Linked DNA regions of Mus musculus: region 2 is linked to region 1. A link is a loop called in an ENCODE intact Hi-C map of the cell type or tissue named here. Cell type or tissue: heart. All regions are shown on one strand. Region 1 overlaps Fancc (Fanconi anemia, complementation group C). Region 2 overlaps Aopep (aminopeptidase O).

The links. A loop is a pair of places that touch in the nucleus more often than their neighbours do. Peaks named below come from ENCODE experiments on the same cell type or tissue, not always from the same donor. Only the 100,000 strongest peaks of a DNase experiment are listed, where the experiment ranks them.
Region 2: it touches region 1 in a loop (2.4-fold over the local background); 4 of 42 quality-filtered maps call a loop at or near these places.

Annotation. Positions count from the first base shown.
Region 1 is chr13:63,331,144-63,335,143 of GRCm38, forward strand. Fancc (Fanconi anemia, complementation group C) reads right to left here. Exons shown (of 15, transcript NM_007985.3): 9 at 698-750. Among named protein-coding and RNA genes, the nearest start is that of Mir3074-1, 32 kb to the left of the region's middle. In heart, CTCF peaks have their summits at 443 and 1,645 (motif pointing left); no DNase peak of the experiment used is centred here.
Region 2 is chr13:63,111,220-63,115,219 of GRCm38, forward strand. All of the region lies in intron 5 of Aopep (aminopeptidase O), which reads left to right. Among named protein-coding and RNA genes, the nearest start is that of Gm46422, 18 kb to the left of the region's middle. In heart, a CTCF peak has its summit at 1,658; DNase peaks (open chromatin) are centred at 952, 1,632 and 2,882; H3K27ac peaks cover 1,031 bases.

The DNA.
Region 1 (4,000 bases):
GCAGAGGCAGGTGGGTCTCTGAGTTTAAGGCCACAAACAAACAAACAAACACTCCTTTTCTAGGTCTGGAGAAATGGCTCAGTGGTTAAGAGCACTTGCTGGTTTTTCAGACCACTTGAATTCCATTGCCAGCATCCGTATCAGGCAGCTCACAACCTTCCGTAACTAGCTCCTGGGTCCAACACCTCTGACCTTAGTGTATCTATAGGAATCCATAGGTGCCAACTCTCATGACTTCGGAGCAGAGCCAACTGGTGTGTTACACACTTCTTGTTACTGGTCCTTTAAACAAAGCACAAGTTCCTAGGACCTAGTCTTTCAAATAAAAACACCATTCTGCTGAAATGTGGCGTTTCCTCTGTCTTTCAGAGAGTTCTTTCTGTTCAAAATAGTTTTGTGCCTTTTGGCTTTCTTTAGGTCTGTGACAAAGCCCAGCCAGCCCTCATGTGGTGAAGGGCTGTACTGCATCTTTACTTGGAGCTGGGACAAACGCTGCATGGATATTTCAGTACCCAAATGAATCCCACTTCTCTACCTCATTTGAGTATAAACAGGTTAAAGAATGCCACCACACTCCGGAGGCTGTCTTTTCAATGCACAGCAACTTCTGAGTTTTCACCCCTAACTACCAAGAGCGCAAACCTCTACGTTCCCACACCAGCCAGAGACCAACTGTTCCCAAAGACAGTATATTTACCTGAACATTTCATCAACAATTCTGAAGATGGCAGGTTGGCAGGCTGCTTGAGGCTATAAAAAGAAAAGACCATGAAACAGAGAAATACAAGAGGAACCTATCAATAACAACTTTGGATTATTAGGCAAACGAGAAGTTTGGGGCTGCTCCAGAAAAGTGACACATTCCATTAGGTTAAGAAAAGAAAAAGTACTTGGTACCCAGAAAAACCCATAAAATGCCAGCAGTGGTTCTCTCTGAGCATGGGCTGTGGGCAAACTTTATTTACTTATTTTGTATTCCTGTTATATACCACATTTTCTATAGTAAGCCTGTATGTAAGAATAAGTTTCATGAGTGGTTAAGAAGCACTTTATGACAACAGGACTCAGGCCCTACTCAGCAGCACACTCCACCTGCTGACCTTCACCATCCACCTCCCCACCATCCTCGTCCCATAGTTGGTAATGAGCACCTAAGAATCAGGTGGCCACCACTATTGGGTACAGTTAGCAGTTAATGGAAAGTACAGCCACGTGACACCCGGTGAAAGCTCCCCAATCTTTTCTAGAATACCCTGTCAGTAGGATTTAATGGTTTCAGTCTATAGAAACTGGCTTCCTGAGGCCTAGGAAGAGCCTGCTTACTTATATTTTTAGTCAGAGCTTAAAACTTGAGTTTATGATAGATTTTTTTAAAAAGCCTATTTGTATTATAAAACATTTCACAATGGCATCCAGAGATAAGTAGGCCAGGCTCCAATAAAGGGAATTTCTGGAGTAATTTTGTGTTTGCTATGACTAGCTTTGGGAAACATTTTTTTTCTAGCCACCTTGGATCCTGTGCATCACTTTTCTGACTTTTCTGAACCACCCTGAAGAAAGTTGAGTGTTTCTTTGGCTTTCCCACTTAATAGTTAATTCTGCCATGGCAGCTTAACTTGCAACATGGAGTATGTGCCATCTAGTGGCCATACATGACCATTACAGGCTGCCACACAAATGATGGGAGGCTGTCCTTTTCATCAAAGACATTTATGATTTGCACGCTAATGCTTTCTCCTTTTCAAATAAAGCAACCCATGATCTCTAACCCTTTGTCAACGTACATCTTTCTCCAAATGAAGCAAACCTAAAATCCTCATAAACTTGTTACCTACTTAAGAAATTAACAACAGAAGAATGGCAGGTTATTTCATGGCTTTGATCTCCAAAAGTCATTTAATCTGCCTGCTTCTCAGCCTCACTGTAAATACTAACAGTTGTTCATGCACTTGGACACAGGCCCAGAGAACACTGAAAGAGTTTCTATGTGTTCATAATGGAAAAATCCAAACAGAAAAAAAATCAAATTGGATCTCGTAAAGAAATACAACTCAGCTAAGTTTGCCAGAACAATTCTGTTCTATGTAGGAATGCACCTCCTAACAACAAAATCTGAAGACCCCCACCACAGCCACACACCCGCAGGCACAGACACAGAGCTGAATGTGCACTGAAGGAAAATCAGACCAGAACTTGATGCAGGTAAGGAAAACCATTTTCTTTTATTCCAAATGGCTTAACTACCCTACCCTAGCCACTGAAGACTTGAGAATCATGTGGTCTGATAACATGGATTTCTAAACAGTAAAGAAGAGAAGACTTAAGAAGTAACTGGGTGGCTACCAAAACCACAAGAGGATGCAAGAAAGGATGTTCTGACCTAATTTGTCAAAAAGAAAGCTGTATGGGCTTTGCTTCAATGCAGTGGTTTCCTTCTGAACAACTGAGCTGGTGATTCCAACCCAAACAAGCCACAGAATCCACCTATTCTCTGCATGGGCTGGATCTATATGTCGAGGCCTTCCTTTGTAAGGACTTCAGATTAGTGGCTTCTCCCACGTCCATAAACTACTTTAGATTCTAAAACAGGAAGAGATGAGCAGGCAGGGTACCTGCGAAAGTAGCCATGACAAGGGTTAATGTTTAGCCCCTCCTTACCACTTGTAAGAACCTCTTTCTCCTCTCCAGTCTTCACTGGAGTTGTCCCAGGACTTAATTTCAGTGTCAGTAAGTTGTTTCATAAAGACCGAAGTATTCACAAGTCCCTATGACACAGTTAAAGCTGATTTTCTCATCAGAATTAAAGCTTTACTGCATGGTTCTCTGGAAGCCAAATCCCACCTCTTACAGAATCCTTTCAAGGAGGAGGCGAATGTTTAAGCCCTCTGCACAGTGTTTCACTGCCCAGGTGGGACACCATAGGTTCCTCTGCATTCTAGGGCTCTACAGCCATGCTCTGAAACAGAGTATCTGTTGTCATTATATTGCCTACCAAAATGGGTGGGGGGAGCTGTCTCAGGTTCCATCTGCTCATCTGTTTTTCTCCATCCCACCAAAATCTGTTCCTTCTCAAACTCTCCTCCATCTGGCCTAACAATCTTCATGGAGAGATTCCTTCACTCCAGGGAAACCATGTCACCAAGAGATGCCAGGAGCACTTCTATCTCCCTTTCTTGTCCACCCTCACCCCTGACTTTCAATAAGCCTTGGAGGATAAACAGATGATGATGATGCCCACAACAACCTGTGGCCTCCTTACCTTACCAGAATGTTATCTGATAAGACACTTTCCTCTGGTTCCCCTCTGCCCGGGATGGCCTATTTCCATCCTTCAACAAAACTCAGGAAGATGAGTCAACACGGACAGTACAGAGTATCGAGAAGAGAGGTGAGGGTGGCGGAGAGAACTGTTGACTCTCTAGTTCACCCATGAAGCTTTCTAGCCTGCTCCTTTCATCCCAGGGGACCAGAGATTACTATAAACCACCTGCCACTCCAAAGAGGCTGAGAACACACAGCACATTTCTCAGGGAGATGGCACACTTTTTCTATCAATTGTTTTCAGACTCTCTCCCTTTCTCTCTCCCTCCCCCCCCCCCTCCCCGGGTGTGTACATGTGTTTGACAGGGGGGAGGGGACAGAGAGATGGGGGAGAGAACTAGAAAAGGTATTCATAAGGTGATTATCAGAGAAAAGTGAATGCCTCTCCTAAAAAGACAACGGAGGGTTAGGAAGAATAAAGCCCCCAGGTCTTCTAGGTCAGAGAACCAAGAAGGAAACAACAGATTCTCGAGTGACCGCTCAAGTCCGGGACAGATTCCCCTTTCTAGGCTGAGTTTAAGGTTGTTTGATGTTTACTCAGAAAATGGTCATTTGAGAAAATCAGCAGAGAAGTTTTCCCTCCAGTTTGCCCACCAGAGCATCGGCCCATCTCCCATGGAGCCAGCTCACCCTACTCTTCTGGCAAGAGACGGCCCTCTTTGTCCACAGATATGAGTTA
Region 2 (4,000 bases), 220 kb before region 1:
AGAGAAAGCAGAAAACAAGACAATCATTGTCTTTATTCTAAGGAAATTTATAATTTGAGGTGGATAGGCAATAAACAAGAGAACAAGTAACTGAACAAGGGCTCAATGAGAAAATAGCAGGTGCTTATAGAAAATAAGTCTCATGGCTTTCCCTGGATCAAAACCAGTTGGTGCATTGAACATCACTAGAGTTGCTTATTCGTGTGTTAGGAGTGCAGTTTTCAGCAGAGCTGTCTGCTTTTGGACTGTGCCTTTTGCTTTGGGGGATAAAAATACACTAAAATTGTTTTTGCTGGGCCATTCATGAGGTCTATTTACATTGGGGAATTGTAGCCAGGCATTTCTATAAAGTTTTTTATCTGGGCATGTTTATGTTAGGTTTTGTTTATGTAATATAAATGCACGTTTTCGGCAGCCATTGATTTAAACATGTGAAGGTCATTATGAAAAGTGTTGTTAGTAATAGAGGAGACTCCCAGTGGCATGTGTTTAATGAAGCAGCATGATTTGTAAAATATCCTGAGAAATGTTAATGTTTTGGATTCTTTCCCAAGGGAGGACTTTTTATTTTCTTCCACTCTGTATGCAATGGTCTTTGATTTTATAGTAGTCTGCCGTAGTATCAGACTTTTGCAGAGAACTTTTTGTTTGTTTTAAACAAAGAGCCATCGGTGACACTTACTTGGCTGTGGTTTAATGCTCTTGGTAGTAGTTCACAACTATCTCTGCAGTCTTGGACTGAAGTGGTTGAGGGCTAGAGGGAGACTGTTCCATGGCTGTGTTGACTCACCTTAGTGATTTTCTGGGGACTTGCTACAATTTTCAGCAATTTAGATCTGTAGTTTATCATCTCGGTTATGGTGAAGACCAAAGTCTGGAGAAGAGAAAAGTCCTTAGATAAGTCTTAGGACTGTCCCTGGCTTTTACACGTGAGCAGCATGAATCAGCAGCAGGAAACTGTGCACTGACAACATATTCAAGCCAAACCAGGACTTGGGGGAAAACAGGAAATTTGACCAAATGTCTCTGCCTAGTAACAGGTTCTGTGTGTCTTTGTTAAGATCATCACAGCTTGTTTTAATTCTCTTTAACTTCCTCTCCAAATTCTGATGCTCTGTTTCTGTACAGTTTCTGTGTATCCTTCATTTAATAAGCACTGTGCTTTAAACAGACTGCTTTTCTGTAATAGAGGAATTTCAAGCGGAGGGAATCTATTATGGAATTGAAATGTGTCTTAGTCCATAGGCACTTTGGTGTTAATAAGTTGCTAATTAATAAGCAAAGCTTTGGCCATCATGGTGGCTAAACAGCCTCTAAGCCCGCTGACTGGTAGCATGGCTTGATGCTGTGCACAGTGGCAATGCCTGGGCTGAACACTTTTGATGCGCTTCACACTGTCTTCCTTTACACTTGGACTTTTGTTGTCACTTTAAGAAACTGTTCCTGTTTAATCCGGGACAGCTGTGTACAGTTGAGAATGTGTGCCTTGGTTCTCACAGAAATCTGACCTAACAGACAGCTGTTGGAACTCCTATATGAAAATCTCTTCTAGACAGTTTGTGCTACTGCTGGACACTTTCCAACCACAGATTCTACTTGATAATAACCACCTTGAGGGTGCAAACCAGCAGAGCCGTGCTTCAGCCCGCTGCCTAGAGGAAGATGGCTGATATTGCACATTTTACATTTACAGGTTAGGGCCGGTGCAAATCACCACGTAGTTGGAAAGTAAGAAACCATAAGTCCATAGACAGAAATCCTTCGGCATGGTAATCTCTACTTTCTTTGCCATGTAACTGGACCATAGCAGGAAACCACTGGCTATGAAGCAAGAAGCTGCCTGAACCAGGCAGCCCAGCTACACAAAGAACCATGTGGCTCAAGAGAGGATCTGGACACAGAATCCATTTTAAAGTTTCCAAAATGAATGTCAGGAAGCACAGTCACTGGAATGAGCTCACTGGCGTGTTTTATTTTGAGAAATGTGGGGCATGCCCATTATGAAATGGGAACCTGAAATGTGATCCATCCATCTTAACCAGCCCAGGGCTTTATTCAATTCTTCAAGCCTTAATCCTGTTAGCTCCACGCACAAAGGAAGCGCAGGGCTCCTCTCTGATGACTCTCCCCAGGCCTCCTGGCATCTGCAAACCACATTTTGAATTTTACAAATGAAGCTTATTATTTGATTATCAATGTGAGTAGCCGTGGTGAGGCCGCTTTCTAGATGAATATTCTAGACTGTGTACTTTGAGAAGAAGCCTTAGAAGATGATGGTTTCAGTAACTTCCTAGAATTGGAGGATTTTTTTTTTAAAGGAAACTTATTTGACTAAGTGAATTTTAGTGTGAAGCACATCAAATGAATGACTTTAAACCCTAATTTTTGGTTTTCAAATAAAAGCTATTTGTTGATTTAAAATGTAACCAGCACCATTTATAGCTTTTTTTTAATACTGTATTTTAAAAAGTATGTGCTTAAGGGGTTTTGAAGAGTTTAATGATTCATAATGAGATTATAAAATGAAAAGTTTTGGTTTTTTTTTTTTTTAAGTTACTTTCTCCAAGTAATTCAGAAGGCTAGTGTGAAATTCTTTAGACTTGCTCATGGCTGTAGATCCTTTGGCTGTAGATCTAACCCAGCAAACGTTGAGATCTGCTTCCGATGCTGCTGGGAGCTAATCCACTGAAGTGAACATGAGCTAATGACACATTAGGCCAAATTCTATTATCTGCTTTTCAGCCGGCTGCTGCAGTTTGATTAAATTTAGTTCTGAGGGCTCAGCTTTGAAACAGCCAAGGGCTCTTCATTGGACTTAACAAAAACTTTCCCCCAGATCTGAATTATTTTAAACCTCCTTTGCTTAGGGGACAGCAGCCATTTCTTTCTGTGCATCAGGAAGTGTTTACTTCCCTTCTGGTTAGAAGCTTTGGCTCTTCCAGGTACTGGGCTGACAGTACTGCAGCGTCTCCATGCCGCTGTGGCCTAGACCTTGTAGTCATTTGGTTTATGTAATAGTCTCACAGGGTGTTTGCTTTTAGAGGTCATATTGCCTAATATTTGCAAAGGAAAGGGCTCTTCCAATTTTCCTATTGTGCACTTTATGAATATTAAAAGTGGAGAAGTTTGCCTCCTACTCTGATAAATAGTTTTGTGCTTCTGTCTACTTTCTAATCTCAGAGAGATACCTGGCCCTTTAGTCAGAATTGCTGCATGCTCCCTCCCCAATACCTAGCCTTGGAGTTAAAGTAGAGCTATGCTCCCTGGAGAGCTCCCTCCCCACCCCTACAGGCTCTACTGTACTTCAGATCATCAAGGGCCGTTCTTTTGGGGTACAGACCTGGCTTCTCATGCATTGATACATTGACTTATCTGGAACTGGGTAATTTAAACCAGTTCCTTTTCATATTAAACATGTTAGGAAAATCAAAGCTATAACATCAGGCCAGCCAGAAGAATGAGTGGTTGGACAGTAATATGTTTATAATATAAATCCTTCCTATTTTCTCAACTCATGCTCCCCTAGCTGTCTTGCATTTTGGCAGGCAGAATACTTGGGAGGTTGGCCCTGTGGACACCAATTTATGAATTTGTTGATCATTTGTTAAGTAAAATTTCAAAGCTGCAAACAGACAAACTCACTGCTGTTTAAAACCAAAATCAGTACTTCAAGAGATCCATTGATGTAAAATATTCTGGGAGCTGGGGCTCATTTCCCCAGTGAAGCCACTTGGAGGCTCTGGGAGGCTTTACCTTCCATTTACTCAGACAGTCAGATATAGTGAACTCTACCAGAGTCAGAGGCATAGCAGACTGGAAGGCAGATCTCACCAGCTTCACTTCTGCCAAGGGATAGAATATAGTTTAGAACATTGCACTTTCACGCTCTACAGTGCTATGTCAGGTGTCTCTGACTTTTGAGTCCTTCAGGGGATATTTGGGGTATAGGGAGCTTTGAGAAGAGAGCTGGGATACTGATAGCCTCGGCAGCCTTCAGAGG